Linked DNA regions of Homo sapiens: all the other regions are linked to region 3. Evidence: read pairs that join two places in POLR2A ChIA-PET (ENCODE). Cell type or tissue: MCF 10A. All regions are shown on one strand. Region 1 overlaps MAP3K4 (mitogen-activated protein kinase kinase kinase 4). Region 2 overlaps MAP3K4 (mitogen-activated protein kinase kinase kinase 4). Region 3 overlaps PRKN (parkin RBR E3 ubiquitin protein ligase).

What was found. Peaks named below come from ENCODE experiments on the same cell type or tissue, not always from the same donor. Only the 100,000 strongest peaks of a DNase experiment are listed, where the experiment ranks them.
Region 1: POLR2A ChIA-PET joins it to region 3 with 6 read pairs; 4 of 35 experiments call an interaction of 5 or more read pairs at or near these places.
Region 2: POLR2A ChIA-PET joins it to region 3 with 6 read pairs; 3 of 35 experiments call an interaction of 5 or more read pairs at or near these places.

The regions. Positions count from the first base shown.
Region 1 is chr6:161,101,943-161,104,442 of GRCh38, forward strand. It overlaps MAP3K4 (mitogen-activated protein kinase kinase kinase 4), which reads left to right. Exons shown (of 27, transcript NM_005922.4): 18 at 1-50; 19 at 757-837. Among named protein-coding and RNA genes, the nearest start is that of AGPAT4-IT1, 59 kb to the right of the region's middle. In MCF 10A, no CTCF peak of the experiment used is centred here; no DNase peak of the experiment used is centred here.
Region 2 is chr6:161,091,627-161,094,126 of GRCh38, forward strand. MAP3K4 (mitogen-activated protein kinase kinase kinase 4) reads left to right here. Exons shown (of 27, transcript NM_005922.4): 13 at 384-517; 14 at 1,352-1,430; 15 at 2,147-2,225. Among named protein-coding and RNA genes, the nearest start is that of AGPAT4-IT1, 69 kb to the right of the region's middle. In MCF 10A, no CTCF peak of the experiment used is centred here; no DNase peak of the experiment used is centred here.
Region 3 is chr6:161,368,286-161,370,785 of GRCh38, forward strand. The region is part of intron 10 of PRKN (parkin RBR E3 ubiquitin protein ligase); the gene reads right to left. Among named protein-coding and RNA genes, the nearest start is that of AGPAT4, 95 kb to the left of the region's middle. In MCF 10A, no CTCF peak of the experiment used is centred here; a DNase peak (open chromatin) is centred at 1,236.

The DNA of each region.
Region 1 (2,500 bases), 270 kb before region 3:
GCAGTTTAGGTCCCTGAGTCGTCACTCAAGCCCCACGGAGGAGCGAGATGGTGAGTGTTTTAAGGTGTTAGCTGCATTCACAACCAGTCTAATCATTTGTCTCAGTTCACCAGTTTCTGTTGTTAATGCCTTTATGAGGATTCCTTGAAGATTCCTTTTTTTGGTCCTTTCTAAAGGAATGAAGAGTAAGAAGCACAGAGCTTTATGAGAAGACTTACTGCTGAGCACATTGGCCTTTTAATACAGATGCCTTTTTAGCCCTGTTAGCATTTTATAGGTCTACTTTTGTTGCTTTAAAAATATTATTATTCTAGATATTTTAACTGTTGAATACTTTTATTCATTTAAAAAATACAAAAGTGACACTGTGTTTGTTGATCGTATGTGAAAGTTTTATTTATAATGCAGCCCTCAGGAACCACATTGCTGCTTCCATTGGAGTAGGGCTGGGGCTCCTGAAGCTAACATCTTGAATGAAGTCCCTAAGGAATCCACTTTTTGCACAGTATTCTGTTGTCTGTTACTCGTGAAAAGATGAGTGTAGTTAAAATCCTGTAACCCCATTAACTTCTTAGTTGGTGCAATTTTTAGAATTGATTGCAAAGATAGTTTCTCACACCTACATCAAACACACTAAAAATTAATAACCAGAAAGGCAAACAGGTTGCTTTTAACCATTACCTTTCCTTTCAGTTGTTCTCAAATAAGCATATTTATTTCATAAATCTTAATTTGTATAAAAATAACTTCCTGCAGAACCAGCATATCCAAGAGGAGATTCAAGTGGGTCCACAAGAAGAAGTTGGGAACTTCGGACACTAATCAGCCAGAGTAAAGGTGAGAGAAAGAGTGTTGAAGTTAAAAAAAAAAAAAAAAAAAAAACACGATTACACATAAGGGGAGCAGTTTCAGGTAAAACTTGATTTAGCTTCTGAATTATTAGGCCTCCTCCATTACTATTTTGTGATCTCACAGCTCTGACATCACTTTCTATCATGTACTGTGTTTGTGTACATTTCCTATTTCTAGTAACAAACTACATGCTCCTTTGGGTCTATAATATGTTTTACTCATCTTTATATTCTTAAAGCAACTTAGCATAATTTTTTGTCCATGGTAGGAGTATAATAAACATTTGTGAAATAACCATTCATAAATTAGACATTGAGGGAAAGAACTTACGAAGCATGTGATTAATATTATCAAAAGAACAAATAGCAGAAAAATCATTGGTCTAGTATTTAATGATCTATAAAATGCTTTCATGTCTTTTTTTGCTCAACAATATTGAGCAGTAGGCAAAATAGATGTTCTCTTTTTATAAATGATAGTTTCTAAGCAGCCCAATAATTTGGCCAAGGTAGTAAATGAGAGGGTGAGGACCAGAAGGCACTTGTCTCAAGTCTAGCGCACTCCATGGCAGCTTCCCTTTGAACTTTGTGTGACTGACCAGAAGAGTATTTGTCTTCCAAGGCCTAGAGATGTCTGGAAGGATTTTGTGGAGGGAGGAGACTGGGCTGGCCCTTTGAAGGGATGGCAGGTCTGCAGCAAGCCAGGAGGCAAGGAATAGAAGGAAGTGTGCACCCAGAGGCCTCGTGACTACAGGGGAGAGCCACTGGGCGCAGATGCCAATGCAGGAGAAACTGGAGAGTGAGGGGAGATCAGATCATGGACAGCCATCAGTGACTGCCTAAGTAATGAAGGCTTTGCCCAGAGGTGGTGGGCAGCCCCAGAGGCTCTTGAGCAGCTGGTGTGTTTGGGATGTGGGAGGCTGGGGATGAGTAAGACGCTGAGATAGTATAGTCTGCTAGCCAGAATTGAGGAGAAAGTGGGCAGATTGGTTAAAATGCCATTGCAGAAATTCAGTATAAATAATACGATACTGGACTAATGTGGGATTTAAAAGAGGTAATGGCAGCAAGAAACAACTTTGGTGCAACCACTGACAAGCCTGGTGACAGAGTAGGTGTGTGTTGAGGGTTCAAGTGGGGGAGTTTTCCTAGGCTTGAGCCAGGTGACAGGAAGACAGTTTCTTCAGTGGCTCACATGTAATCAGCAGTTCCCACGGATACCAGGTCTTTGCCATATTTTTCAAATCAAGTACTTTGTGGTCAAGTAAACTTGGGAACCACTTGGAATTATGTTTCTCTTGTGAGAGTTACAGTTCACATTGACATATTAAAGACCAAGGGCTGGGCACGGTGGTTCACGCCTGTAATCCCAGCACTTTGGAAGGCCGAGGCAGGAGGATCACCTGAGGTCAGGAGTTCAAGACCAGCCTGACCAACATGGAGAAACCCCATCTCTACTAAAAATACAAAATTAGCCAGGCAAGATGGCACATACCTGTAATCCCGGCTACTCAGGAGGCTGAGGCAGAAGAATTGCTTGAACCCAGGAGGCAGAGGTTGCGGTGGGCTGAGATCGCGCCATCACACTCTAGCCTGGGCAACAAGAGCAAAACTCCGTTTCCAAAAAAAAAAAAAAAAAAGCAGGCACA
Region 2 (2,500 bases), 280 kb before region 3:
CTGATATTGTAATCATAGCTTAATCAAGAATATCATCTTATATCACTGCTGTATATCAGAGATGTTAGTTTACTTTTAAACTGTTAGGTAATTGTCCAACTTTTATTTTGTGCTAACAGCCATCTACTTACATTTTAAAACTTTAAAGAGATGTTTTATGTCATAAAAGCACATTCTTAATTTAAACTCAGGAGTAAAACATTTATGAAACTGCATTTTGAAACACTGTACTTTCCATAATTCTTCATACTATTCAAAATATAGAAATTTTAATTGGATTTCACTTTTTGTTTTTAGAAAACATTTTAGACATGGCATTATAGTGTGTGATATTATTTAATGATCATTTCCTTAATGTTGATATACATGAAATCTTCTTACAGTATCATAAAGAAGTTGTTCGTTTGATGTCTGGGGAGTTTAGACAGAAGATAGGAGACAAATATATAAGCTTTGCCCGGAAGTGGATGAATTATGTCCTGACTAAATGTGAGAGTGGTAGAGGTACAAGACCCAGGTAATGACCAAGTAGGATGTTTCTGAAATGTGTCATGTGGGCTTGGTGGTATTTGTTCATATATGTTCTGTGGGATTCTTTTTGAGCAGACGACACAGAAGGGAACACTCTAAACTCTTCGGTGATCAGGTTTTTTTTAATGGAAAAATATGTAGAGAAAACTGCGTAACTCTTGGGAAAAAATTTTTTTTTAAATTTGTTCCAAATTTGAGTTACCTTTAAGGGAACTCATGTTCTCCTTTGACAAGTCTTCCTGATGACTAATGTATTTTCCTCCCTCATGAAATTTATTCATTAAGAAACCATTTTGGAATTTGCAGGGGTGAAATGGGTGAATCGTCTGTGAGGCTCAATACTAGCTCCACTAAAGTAAACATAGTTATTAAAGTGTCATGACTGTGTGAGAAATAGCTGAGTGTTCTGTAATTTGTAATGGAGGGATAGCATGGGGCACTTTCTTAAAGTCATTAAGCAATTTCTCCAAGTTAGAGAAAACACATTTGCTGCATCTGAGATTCAAAGTAGGAACTTTGTGTTACAAAACTCATAAATACTTGTTGAATTACAAATAAATAATTGTTGAATTACAGATGGCACCTATCATGTCTAAAATCCTCTTCCATGCTTCCCATTGGTTTCAAAACAAAATTAAATTTTAAAAAATTATTCTCCTTTCCAAAAGGTCACGCTGTAAACTTACTGAACCCAAGCAAAAAAAAGTGTCTTGTCCTAAATAGTAATTATAATTATGTTACTTTTCAGTATTGTACAGTCTAAAACTGCTACAGCGTTTTCTTGGTTGTTATGTGATTACTGAACTTTTTCGTGTACCAGGTGGGCGACTCAAGGATTTGATTTTCTACAAGCAATTGAACCTGCCTTTATTTCAGCTTTACCAGAAGATGACTTCTTGGTATGGATTATTCTAAAGTTTTTTTCATTATAAAATAAGCCAGTCACTCCTTATTTTCTGGTTGTATATGTTTTATATGTAATAGTGGTTTTTTTCATGAGATATTAATCTCAGCATATCATGTAATGATAATGCTGAGAAATTAAAGTACTCCTCATAGCAGAGTAAGATTTTTTTTCTTTTTGTAACATTAGTGTTCAACTAAGTCAATGTCTGGTTTGTAAACCCTGGCCCTTCTAAAATATTTGTGAGATTTATATTTTTACTGCCATCATAGCTGCTGCTTTGGGGCAGAACAAGGATTAGCTCTTTTACCTCAGTGTGCATCATTTTGAGAGCATCATGCTCGTGTTAAATATTATCACTGTTAGTCTGATAAGTGTCATCAGATTAGCATGATATTGCTCAAAGTGTGAATTCATTTATTTTATTCTCCCAGTAGTAGAGACGATTACATGAAAAGTTCTTTGCTTGTACACGTTATTGTGTTATGGGAAATTGACAGCTAATTTGCTTTTACTTATAAAAATGAAATACACTGTATTATTTTAAATTACATACAATTTGTGTTTATACCTATTTTCTTTTAAACTAACTGAAAATATTTTGGGTAGCATGTTTTTAAAAATATACTGAAAATTAATTTGTGCTACTTACATAATTAAGAAAGTATGCATGTTTTCTCTTTACCTTTCCCATTTTCTTTTGGTTTCTAGAGTTTACAAGCCTTGATGAATGAATGCATTGGCCATGTCATAGGAAAACCACACAGTCCTGTTACAGGTTTGTACCTTGGTAAGACAGCCGTTAACAGCATTTCTTCTGGAACATAATGATTTGAGTGGACAGATCCTCTTGTAATTGCAGTCGTTTAAAATGGTATAAGAGGTGTTTTAACAGTATTCAGGAAAACGACAATGAGAGGGACAGAAATGAGGTGTGTAGATAGAGAACTCCGCAGCAACCTTTCTAAATCTGACAGGAAGATTAAAACGTCAGCCATACGCTATTCCATACCAGCCAGCAGTATTCAATTACACATTTCTTTCTATACCAACACTACCATTCTT
Region 3 (2,500 bases):
TTTATATATATTTATATATATTTGTATATATATTTATATATATTTGTATATATATTTGTATATATATTTGTGTATATATATAGCAACCTCAGTCTTGATATATATATATATATATATATATATGCTGGGCCTGGTGGCGCACACATATAGTCCCAGCTACTCAGGAGGTTGAGGCATGAGAATCACTTGAATCCAGAAGGTGGAGATTGCACCGAGCCGAGCTGGTGCCACTGCAATCCAGACTAGGCGACAGGGCAAGAATCTGTCTCAAAACAACAACAACGAAAGCAACTACCACCACCACCAGCACCCAGCTTGTGGTAAAGACAGTGGGAGAAGCCACCCAGCCCCCCTCCCCTCACTGCAGTGGCTCACCTGCCCTCCACTTGCCTGCTTCCCCTGGCACCAGCACTGCAACTCCACTCCCAGCTGCCCACCCGCCCTTCTGCCCTGGGCCATCGCTGCTGCCTGGCCGGTTCTCCCTTCCCCAACCTGCCGAAAGTGCTTTCAAGAAGGACACCAGGAGGCCACGGCTGCCAAAGCTCATGCCCTTTCTTTGTCATTGTCTCCAACTGTCCCACTGCACCTAACATGTGGGAAAGGGTCACCAAGAAGGCCCTTGGAGTTCCTGCCCTTCTCAGCATCACAGCTCTTCCTGTGCTTCCTATCCTCACCCAGCGGATCCACGGGGAGGGAGGGGAGTCCCAGACCCAGTGACTGCTGCCACTGCTGCCAGCCCCAGGGACCTGGGGGGCAGGAGAAGCAGCTCTATGACACCCCGGGAGTGGGCGGTGCCCAGGCCACTGGTTTAGACCTTTGACTGCCACTTCCGAGAGGGGATTTCTACCAGGAGGAGCACATCTTTGCTTTGCATCCTTCATGAGTGTCTTAATGCTGATGTTTAAATCCTTCTGGAGTGATCTCAAGCAGTGGCTGGGTGCCCACAGGTTCAAGATCACCAAAGCGATTCTAAAAATGATCCCAAGGCTTGTGTCCAGACTCTGGAGATTGGGATTCAGTAGGTCTGTGGCGGGGTACAGAAATTAGAATCCCTAAAAATGCCCTAAGGGGTTGCGAGGGGCGGGAGGTTTGGGAACCATTCATCCTCTGGAGGGCGATTCTCCCTTTGCGCCTGAAGAGGAACATGGTGAGCTGGGTAACTTACCCTCTGTTCCCGCCTTAGTCATCAAGCTCTAAAGCAATGCCTGCTTATTGTGTTGCCAGGAGGGGAAGGTTTTGTTGTGATTCAGCATCACCGCCCGATTGTGCAATAAAGTGTGGCTCTCACGGGGCAGTGTAACTGTTAGGTAATTGCATAGAATTCTGTGCCTGTCTACTGCTCACCCGTGGCAGGAGGAATTGCATGCATGCATGTGTGTACGCACGCGTGGTGGAGGTGGGGGTGGAACAGGACAAGTCTCTCTCCTAATATACTTCATGGCTGAAAATAGCGATTTCATAAATATATATATGAAACATCTATAATATACTTATATATAGATGTTTCATATATATATTTCATATGATTATAGGAAATATATTTCATATACATATAGAGAGAGACAGAGAGAATCAAAATTCCCTCAGAAAGGTAAAGGCATGATCGTCCATCTGTGGCTCAAGAGGAATAACCTCACAAGGGTCATCGTGAGTAAGATCAACACACAAACGGCTTAGCACAGAGCCAGGTGCACCCTGAATGCTAACCGTGTGTTTTCTATGATCACCACCATTATTACTTTGTTATTGTAATCATCACGATCATCTCTAAAGAGATGGGAATATGACCCTGTGGGAGTTTGTACACATGGAAAAGACCACTGAAGGCCTGGATTGGCCTTAAATCTCCTTTAAAAACACAAGTATGGGAGGCCGAGGCAGGAGGAACACTTGAGTCTAGGAGTTCAAGGCCAGACTGGTCAATATAATGAGACCCTGTCTCTATAAACACACACACACACACAAAACTCCACTGGTAAATCAAAATGTACTTATATAGGTTTTAAAAGCTGAATTAGGCTGGGCACGGTGGCTCACACCTGTAATCCCAGCACTTTGGGAGGCCGAGGCGGGTGGATCACGAGGTCAGATCAAACCATCCTGGCTAACACGATGAAACCCCATCTCTACTCAAAATACAAAAAAAAAAAAAAAAAATTAGCCGGGCGTGGTGGCAGGCACCTGTAGTCCCACCTACTTGGGAGGCTGAGATGGGAGAATGACGTGAACCTGGGAGGCAGAGCTTGCAGTGAGCCGAGATCGCGCCACTGCACTCCAGCCTGGGCGACAGAGCAAGACTCTGTGTCAAAAAAAAAAAAAAAAAAAAGCCGAATTAGCGCCTAGGAGACACATTGATATACATTGAAGCTAGAATAACTTAAGGAACTGCATATGTGTTATCTTTCCTGCTTTAAGAGAAACTCATTTGTGACACCTGTGTAGCCAATAATTAGACAAGTCTATTCTAATCCTAAAAATCCATTTAAGCCTGTTTTCCAAA